3 separate regions of the Homo sapiens genome follow, and regions 1 and 2 are each linked to region 3. A link is an interaction called in ENCODE POLR2A ChIA-PET data of the cell type or tissue named here. Cell type or tissue: HCT116. All regions are shown on one strand.

The links. ChIA-PET counts read pairs that join two places held together with the same protein. Peaks named below come from ENCODE experiments on the same cell type or tissue, not always from the same donor. Only the 100,000 strongest peaks of a DNase experiment are listed, where the experiment ranks them.
Region 1: POLR2A ChIA-PET joins it to region 3 with 13 read pairs; 22 of 35 experiments call an interaction of 5 or more read pairs at or near these places.
Region 2: POLR2A ChIA-PET joins it to region 3 with 11 read pairs; 4 of 35 experiments call an interaction of 5 or more read pairs at or near these places.

What each region holds. Positions count from the first base shown.
Region 1 is chr1:148,387,304-148,389,803 of GRCh38, reverse strand. MIR6077 (microRNA 6077) reads right to left here and starts at 1,522; the gene lies at 1,441-1,522. It also overlaps the pseudogene RNVU1-2. RefSeq lists an enhancer at 1,380-2,219. In HCT116, no CTCF peak of the experiment used is centred here; DNase peaks (open chromatin) are centred at 863 and 1,333; H3K4me3 peaks cover 1,681 bases; H3K27ac peaks cover 1,765 bases.
Region 2 is chr1:148,401,610-148,404,109 of GRCh38, reverse strand. RNVU1-3 (RNA, variant U1 small nuclear 3) reads right to left here and starts at 1,395; the gene lies at 1,235-1,395. It also overlaps the pseudogene PDE4DIPP6. RefSeq lists enhancers at 1,395-1,444, 1,455-1,504, 1,535-1,764, 1,390-2,095. In HCT116, no CTCF peak of the experiment used is centred here; DNase peaks (open chromatin) are centred at 1,259 and 1,709; H3K4me3 peaks cover 1,301 bases; H3K27ac peaks cover 841 bases.
Region 3 is chr1:148,521,462-148,523,961 of GRCh38, reverse strand. It overlaps RNVU1-27 (RNA, variant U1 small nuclear 27), which reads right to left and starts at 1,361; the gene lies at 1,197-1,361. RefSeq lists a silencer at 1,126-1,445 and an enhancer at 1,746-1,805. In HCT116, no CTCF peak of the experiment used is centred here; DNase peaks (open chromatin) are centred at 1,261 and 1,699; H3K4me3 peaks cover 812 bases; H3K27ac peaks cover 532 bases.

The DNA.
Region 1 (2,500 bases), 130 kb after region 3:
TCAGTCTTAGCCAGCTTGGTCCACACCCTGGTTTTTCAGCATCTTATCAGCCCATAGCCTCAAGTCATGTAAATCTGCTGCCTAGAATTTGTTATCCTGTGACCACCCTGTATTATTCCTGTCTCAAATCTACTTGTAAATATTCAAATGGTCTTTGACTTGGGAATTCCAACTTTGCTTACTTCACAGTGTTTCCTGCATTATAATCCCATATAAGAAAAGATGATCCAGACATTTGTTAAGCATCACAAATAAGATGTATCCCAGGTATTTTTGTCAAATTTGGATTATTTTGGTTTTGTCTTTGCAGAATATAAAAAACTAACACGAGGTAAGCAATAAGGTCTGGAGATGGCTGTGCAAAAGATGACAAAGTGCAACACCACATTTGAGAGTGTCCAATCATTTCTTCTGTGGCAGCATATTTTTCCACAATACTGAATTTGGAAAAAAATAAAAATAAAAATAAAAAAAACTACAAGATTCATTAAACTTGACAACTGTTTTTATAACATTACCAGTGATAAAATCAGTAAGGAAGGCTGGTTTGCAGTCATCTGAGAAGCCTCTTTACTTTCATAAATATGGTTTCTCTGTGACATTGAACGGCTTCCAATTTCAAGCGGAATGCTACATTACAAGGATAAGTATGTGAAGAAAACCGGTTTCTTTTGTAGTCCTAAACGTTCTAGTCTGCGAAATAAAAGTCATTATGTGAAGAAGAGTACCCAGGCTCCATCTGGCCACCGAAAGTTTGCTTCACAAGATAGGCTAAGGACCAGCTTCTTTGGGCGAAAACAGATGCCGGGGCGGGAGGGAAAAAGGGAGAGGCAGACGTCACTTCCTCTTGCTGGTTCAGGCAGCGGGTTGGTCGGCTGACTGGCAGAAAGGCAGATGGGGCCTGGGAAAGGCACTGTCGGTGACATCACGGATAGGGCGACTTCTATGTAGATGAGGCAGCGCAGGAGCTGCTGCTTCCCCACCTGCTGCTTCGCCTCGAAGGAGTTCCCGAGCCTTGGGAGCGGGCTCAGGACCGCTGGTCCGGCCGGAGAGTCCCAGCTGTGTGTCAGGGCTAGGAGGGCTGGGGGGTGCGCGGGGCAAGCGACCGTGCGTGTAAAGGGTGAGGCGTACGGGGCGGAGGTGCAGGAGCTCATATTTACTTGGCAGGGGAGATAACATGATCACGAAGGTGGTTTTCCCAGGGCGAGGCTTATCCATTGCACTCCAGATGTGTTGACCCCTGCGATTTCCCCAAATGTGGGAAACTCGATTGCATAATTTGTGGTAGTGGTACTGCGTTCGCGCTTTCCCCTGATTTTTTGTAGTTTCAAGAATACGCTGTACTCTAAGGGCTACTTTTTTCTTTCATTGATTTGTGTCTTGGACGTGTTATTCTTACAGTGGAAGGCTGGGAAATAGGAATTAAGATGTCGCTTCTCCCACTGAGGAGAAATAGGGAGCGTCAGCCTTAACACAAACAAACTAGCGCGAAGGCCGTACAGCTCTTCCCTTTCTACGCAGGGCTGCTTTTTGCAGAGATTGGTCCATGGTCTCCAGTGTCTTGGGTTCTCACGCTCTGTGAAAATCTTCGTGGTTTTCTCTAGCCCCCAGAGTCACCTTTTACACAGCCCCTGCTTCTAACCGCAGCCCCCTCAGGAGTTTGTAGGATTTCTGTGCTAGCGGGGAATGTGTTCTCACCTCATAGAGCCAGGTACAAACTACGCAGACAGGCGCTGTTCTTTGGGATGAAAGCAGGGCCTTTGGGGCTCTTAGTGTCCCCGTTCATTTGCAGACATAACACGCTTACTTTGTGTAGGGGAATGGCTTTCCCGGAGCCCAGGTGCCCTAATGCAATTCGTGGAGGCCCGCAGGTCAGAACCGCAGTCTTACTTGTCTTGGCTGAAATGCGCTGCGATCCTCCCTGAAATATAAGGCAGGAAGTTTTATGAGCAGCGGGGTCCAGTTTCCCTATTATCTCCTGCTGTTTACATATCTAGTCTTTCTTCAGACTTTATTTAAATGACAACTTCTTGTTTGATGTCTCGCTTCCATATCCTACATCCATTGCCAGGCAACTTTTTAGATAGCACCCCGACCCATCCTTCCCACCCCCAAGCAGCCCTTTCCTACTTCTGGCGCCAGTGTCCTTCCCGGTCCGTCTTTCTTCAGGCCCTCCCTTATCACCTTCATGGACAGAAAATACTTAGCTCTCTTTCAACCTGCAGTTTGCACCTGACACGCGTCAGTACCCTGGCAAATTCCTTAATACCCCTTCTCAAATGGCACTGTAAATTCATCTCTTTTTAACTCCCAGAAGTATCTAATTGGTCTTGTCCCTGCATTGCATGAATACTAGTATTCCACTACAAAAGAAAACCCCAGGCCTAGAGATGGCGGTTCTGGGCATTGTGCCAGCATTTCCCAGGGTATGTTTTCTGACCTCACCTACTTCTGATCAACTGAGGTCAGGAGTTCGAGACCAGCCTGACCAACATGACGA
Region 2 (2,500 bases), 120 kb after region 3:
AGGAGGAGGAGGAAGGTGCACATTGATGCCACTTTGAGAAGAAGTGGACTGTGGTGGATTTGTAATGTATCAGTTTTGCCAAGCTGAATGCACATTTCCCAGATTTGCCATCTTTAGATAGCTCTAGGTTAGCCTGGGCAACAGGAGACACTTGGAAGATAGAATTCGAGTGGCTGTTACACGCTTTTGTATACTGGGAAGGGCGTTGTTACAGCTCAGGCATGATCTTCATCTTCCCTGACCCTTGGACTGGTGGGTGTTTTGCTTCTTGATCTAACATTAAGGTTAGAAGTTGCAGGATTCCAGCAGGGTTTTGTCACATCCAATCTGGTTTAAGTTCCCATATTATTAGGAAAGCTTTAGGGTGCTTCAGGAAAACGCTTTTTAAAAAATCAAATTTGGAAAATATCAAATGGAATTACAGGCAATAAGCATAACCCAGTGGAAACATGAATCAAACCCTCTAGAGCAGGGTTGTCTAAATTTTGGCTTCCTTGGGCCACACTGGGAAAAAAAAAAAAGACACTTGTCTTGGGCCCAGCATAATATACACTAACTGCAACTGAACCGTGCGTGTAAAGCTTGTAAACAAAATCTGTCTGTAAAGTCTGTAAACAGGCCAGGCGCGGTGGCTCAGGCCTGTAATCCCAACATTTTGGGTGGCCGAGGCGGGCGGATAACTTGAGGTCAGGAGTTTAAGACCAGCCTGGCCAACATGGTAAAACCCTGTCTCTACCAAAAATTCAAAAAATTAGCCGGGCCTAATTTTTTAGTGGCCTGCGCTTGTAATCTCAGTTACCTAGGAGATCGAGTATTCTCTGGCTGAGGCAGGAGAATAGCTTGAAGGCAGGAGGCAGAGGTTGCAGTAAGCCATGCACTCCAGTGAACTGTTTGCTGTTAATAAATGTTTACAGTGGGCTCCCATAGGGAAAAGAAAAGCTTAGTTTTATTTCTATAGAACAAAAAAAAAAGTTAAGAGATTAGTAGAGACGGGTCCACCATATTTGACCACACTGACATCAAACTCCAGAGCTCGAGCGGTATTAACATAAAGTTATCAATGCATCTCACAGACTACTGAGATTACAAGCGTGAGAACCAACCACTACCTGACAAAATCTTTACTTTGAAAGTAAGTGACAGATGGGAACAAAGACCTGTTTATTAGTTTATACTAACGCGTTGTATATGCTTCCACAGCAAACAAAATCCACTTTTAAAACGACAGCAATCCAGGGGAAAGCACAAACAGTTCCCCACTGCCACAAATTATGTAGTCGAGATTCCCTCATTTGGGGAAATCACAGGGGTCAGCACATCCAGAGTAAAATTGCTAAGCCTTGCCCTGGAAAAACCACCTTCGTGATCATAACATTTCTTCTGCCAGATAAATATAAGTATAAGCTCACACCCCTCCGCCCCGCCGCAGCCTCATATTCCTCACCCTTTACACGCAAGGTCACTTGCGTCACGCGCATCCCGGAGCCATCCTAGCCCTAACACACAGCTGCGACTCTCCGGTCCGACCAGCGGTCCCAGACTTGCTCCCACGGCACGGGAACTCTTTCGTGGCAAAGCAGCAGCCCCTGCGCTGCCTCATCTACATAGAAATCGCCCTCTCCGTGATGTCACCGACAACGCCTTCCGGATCCCCGTCTGCTCTTCCGCCTCACCCAACGCCCCTCAGCGGACCTACCCGCTGTCGGAGCCGGCGGGGGAAGTGACTTATGCCTGTCCCTTCTTTCCCTCCTGTCCCCGCCCCTCGTCTGCCGCAATGAAGCGGGTACTTAATCTGTGTCCTGTGGAGGTCCCACTTGGCAGCCAGCTGGAAGCCCGTGCACCCTTCTTCAAATAATGGCTTTCAATGAGCAGACTAGGACGTTTAGGATTACAAAGGAAACCGATTCCTTTCAAACCTGGTTATCTTTATGATGTGGCACTGTGTGCATATCTTCGTTAAAACGCATTGAAGGCCACTGCACTCCACCCTGGGCGACAAGAGGTGACTGTGTCTCAAAAAAACCAAAAACACTCCCCCCTCACCCCAAAGCATTAGACGTCAAGGCTGGCAGGGATGTCTGTTCTCTTGAAAGTTCAATATCAAAATACTTGGAAATTAAACTAAAATAGTAGAAGCAAGAACAAAAATTAAGTTGAAGATAATGTCAAGAATATTTCCCACAAACCAAAATAATAATGTAAAAACAGGAGAGAAAAGTTCAGGAAGGTAGATGTCCAAGGTCCATACGATTAGCATGCGTATCAGAAAGAGGATAGAAAAAAATCAGTACAATAATTCAAAACACTTTCCATACCAATGGATTGAAACTACAGTGAATTTAAAGTATTGAATTGATATTGAACTTTCAAGAGAACAGACATCCCTGCCAGCCTTGACGTCTAATGCTTTGGGGTGAGGGGGGAGTGTTTTTGGTTTTTTTGAGACACAGTCACCTCTTGTCACCCAGGGTGGAGTGCAGTGGCCTTTAATGCATTTTAA
Region 3 (2,500 bases):
TCTGCCTCTTGTGGAGGAACTGACACCCGCTGGAGAAAGTGTGGAGGGAAGCGAGGGCTGCACCTGCACGCAGGAGCTGAGGCAAGCGGCGGTTCCCAGCTCTCAGTGCAAAAGACATTTGTCATCTGAGAGGCTGGACTCAGTTATTATAATTTTCAATTTTGTCAATAAAAACCGAATGGAAATTTGTTTTCTTACTTGTAGAAACCTCCTCGCAAGACCTCCCATCTTACATTCCAGGGAGAATTAGCAGGGTATTCCGCCAAGACATAGGTTAGACTGCGGTTCTGATCTGCAGGCCTCGATGCCCTGCGCCGGGGCACCAGGGCACGGGCAAAGCCCTCCCCCTACACAAAGCAAGGGTGTTATGTCTACAACCGAACGGGGACACTAAGAGCCCCCAACATGCACGGTTTTCATTCCAAAGAAAACCACCAGTTCTGAGTACAACTTCCACCTGGCTCTATTAACTGAGTACACGTTTCCCCAGCACAGAAATCCTACAAACTCCCGTGAATGCTGTGGTGAAAAGCAGGAGCTGCCAGGGCAAGATGGATCGCACCTGTAATCCCAGCACTTCAGAAGGCTGGGCGGACCACTTGAGCCCAGGAGTTGGAGCCCAGCCTGAGCAGAATGGTGAAACCGCTACGAAAAAAGAAAAAGAAAGGAAAGAGAAAGAAAAGAAAAGAAAAAAAAAGAGAAAAAACTAGCCGGGTGTGGTGGCGTGCGGTTGTCCTACTCGGGAGCCTGAGATGGGAAGATCGCGCCACTTCTCCAGCCTGGACGGTACAGCGAGACTTGTCTTAGGGAGGGGGGGAAAAAAAACAACAAAAAAAACAGAGGCTAAGAGGTAACTCCGAGGATGACAGAAAACACCAGAGTTTTTAAGAGATGTTAGAAGCCCTGGGAGCACTGAACAAACCAGAAAGCTCCCGACCCTTGATCCCTGAGCTCCACCTAGCAAGTACCGCGGCAGCTAACCTGGGAGAATACCCCAACCAACAGAGACTGAAATTCGCCTCCCGAGAGAGTAAGTGGATAATTCTAACCTGTCCCTAAACATGGCCTCACAAAGGAAAACTAACCGTTGCGAACGGAAACAACTGACCGGACAGAACACAGCCACAAAACACGAGCCCGCACCCTGAATTACAAAAACACTTACGGCTCATCTACTATTCGCACCACAAAAGCGCCAGGGGAAAGCACGAACGCAGCCCCCCACTATCACAAATTATGCAGTCGAGTTTCCCACATTTGGGGAAATCGCAGAGGTCAGCACATCTGGAACGCAATGGATAAGCCGCGACCATGAGAAAAGCGCCTTCATGATCATGGTATCTCCCCTGCCAGGTAAGTATGAACTCTTGCACTCTCCGCCCCGCCACAGCCTCACACGCTTCACCCTTTACACGCACGGTCACTTGCCCCGCGCACGCCCCCCCCCCCCCACCCCCCCCCCCCACCACCCACAGCCCTCCTAGCCCTGACACACAGCTGGGACTCTCAGGTCCGACCAGCGGTCCTGAACCCACTCCCACGGCACGGGAACTCCTTAGTGGCGAAGCAGCAGCCCCTGCGCTGCCTCATCTACATAGAAATCGCCCTATCCGTGATGTCACCGACAGCGCCTTTCCCAGTCCCCGTCTGCTCTTCCGCCCTACCCTCCGCCGACTCAGCCCATCAACCCGCTGCCGGAGCTGGCGGAGGAAGTGACGTCTGTCTCTTTCTCCTTTTCCTCCTGCCATTGTCCTTTGGGGAGGTTCGCAGAGACCCCGCGTCTGGTCTCCCCCTAAGACTGTGGTACTTGATCTGTGTCCTGCAGAGAACCCTTCTGGCGGCCAACAGGAAGCTTGTGCACCCTTCTTCAGATAATGTCTTTTAATGCGCAGACTTGAACGTTTAGGATTACAAGGAAAACCGGTTCCTTTCAAACCTGTTTATCTTTGTGATGTAGCATTCCGCTTCAAGTTGAAAGCCGTTCAATGTCAGAGAGAAAACATATCTATGAAACCAGAGAGGCTGCTCAGATGGGTTGCAAACTAGCCATCCTTACTGGTTTTACCACTAGAAGTGTTACAAAGACAGTTGTCCAATTTTATGAATCTTGAAGGGTTTTTTGTTGTTGTTGTTATTTCAAATACAGTGTAATACAAAATGATGTGGCCCCCGCAGAGACGATTGGACACTCTCAGGCATGGTGATGGAGTTTGTCATCTCTTCCACGGCCATCTCAGAACCTTAGTGCTTACCTCATATTAGTATTTTATATTCTCCAAAGACACAAAAATAATCCCAATTTGACAAAACAAACAAAAAAAATCTAGGGTATGTCTTATTTGAGGTGCTTAACAAATGACTGGATCATCTCCCTTGTATATAACCCAGAAAACACTGTGAAGTAGAGCAAAATTGGAAAGCCCAAGTCAAAGACCATTTGCAAATTTCAAGTAGATTCCAGTCTGTTGCTCAAATCACAAAACATGAAATGGAGGGGTCT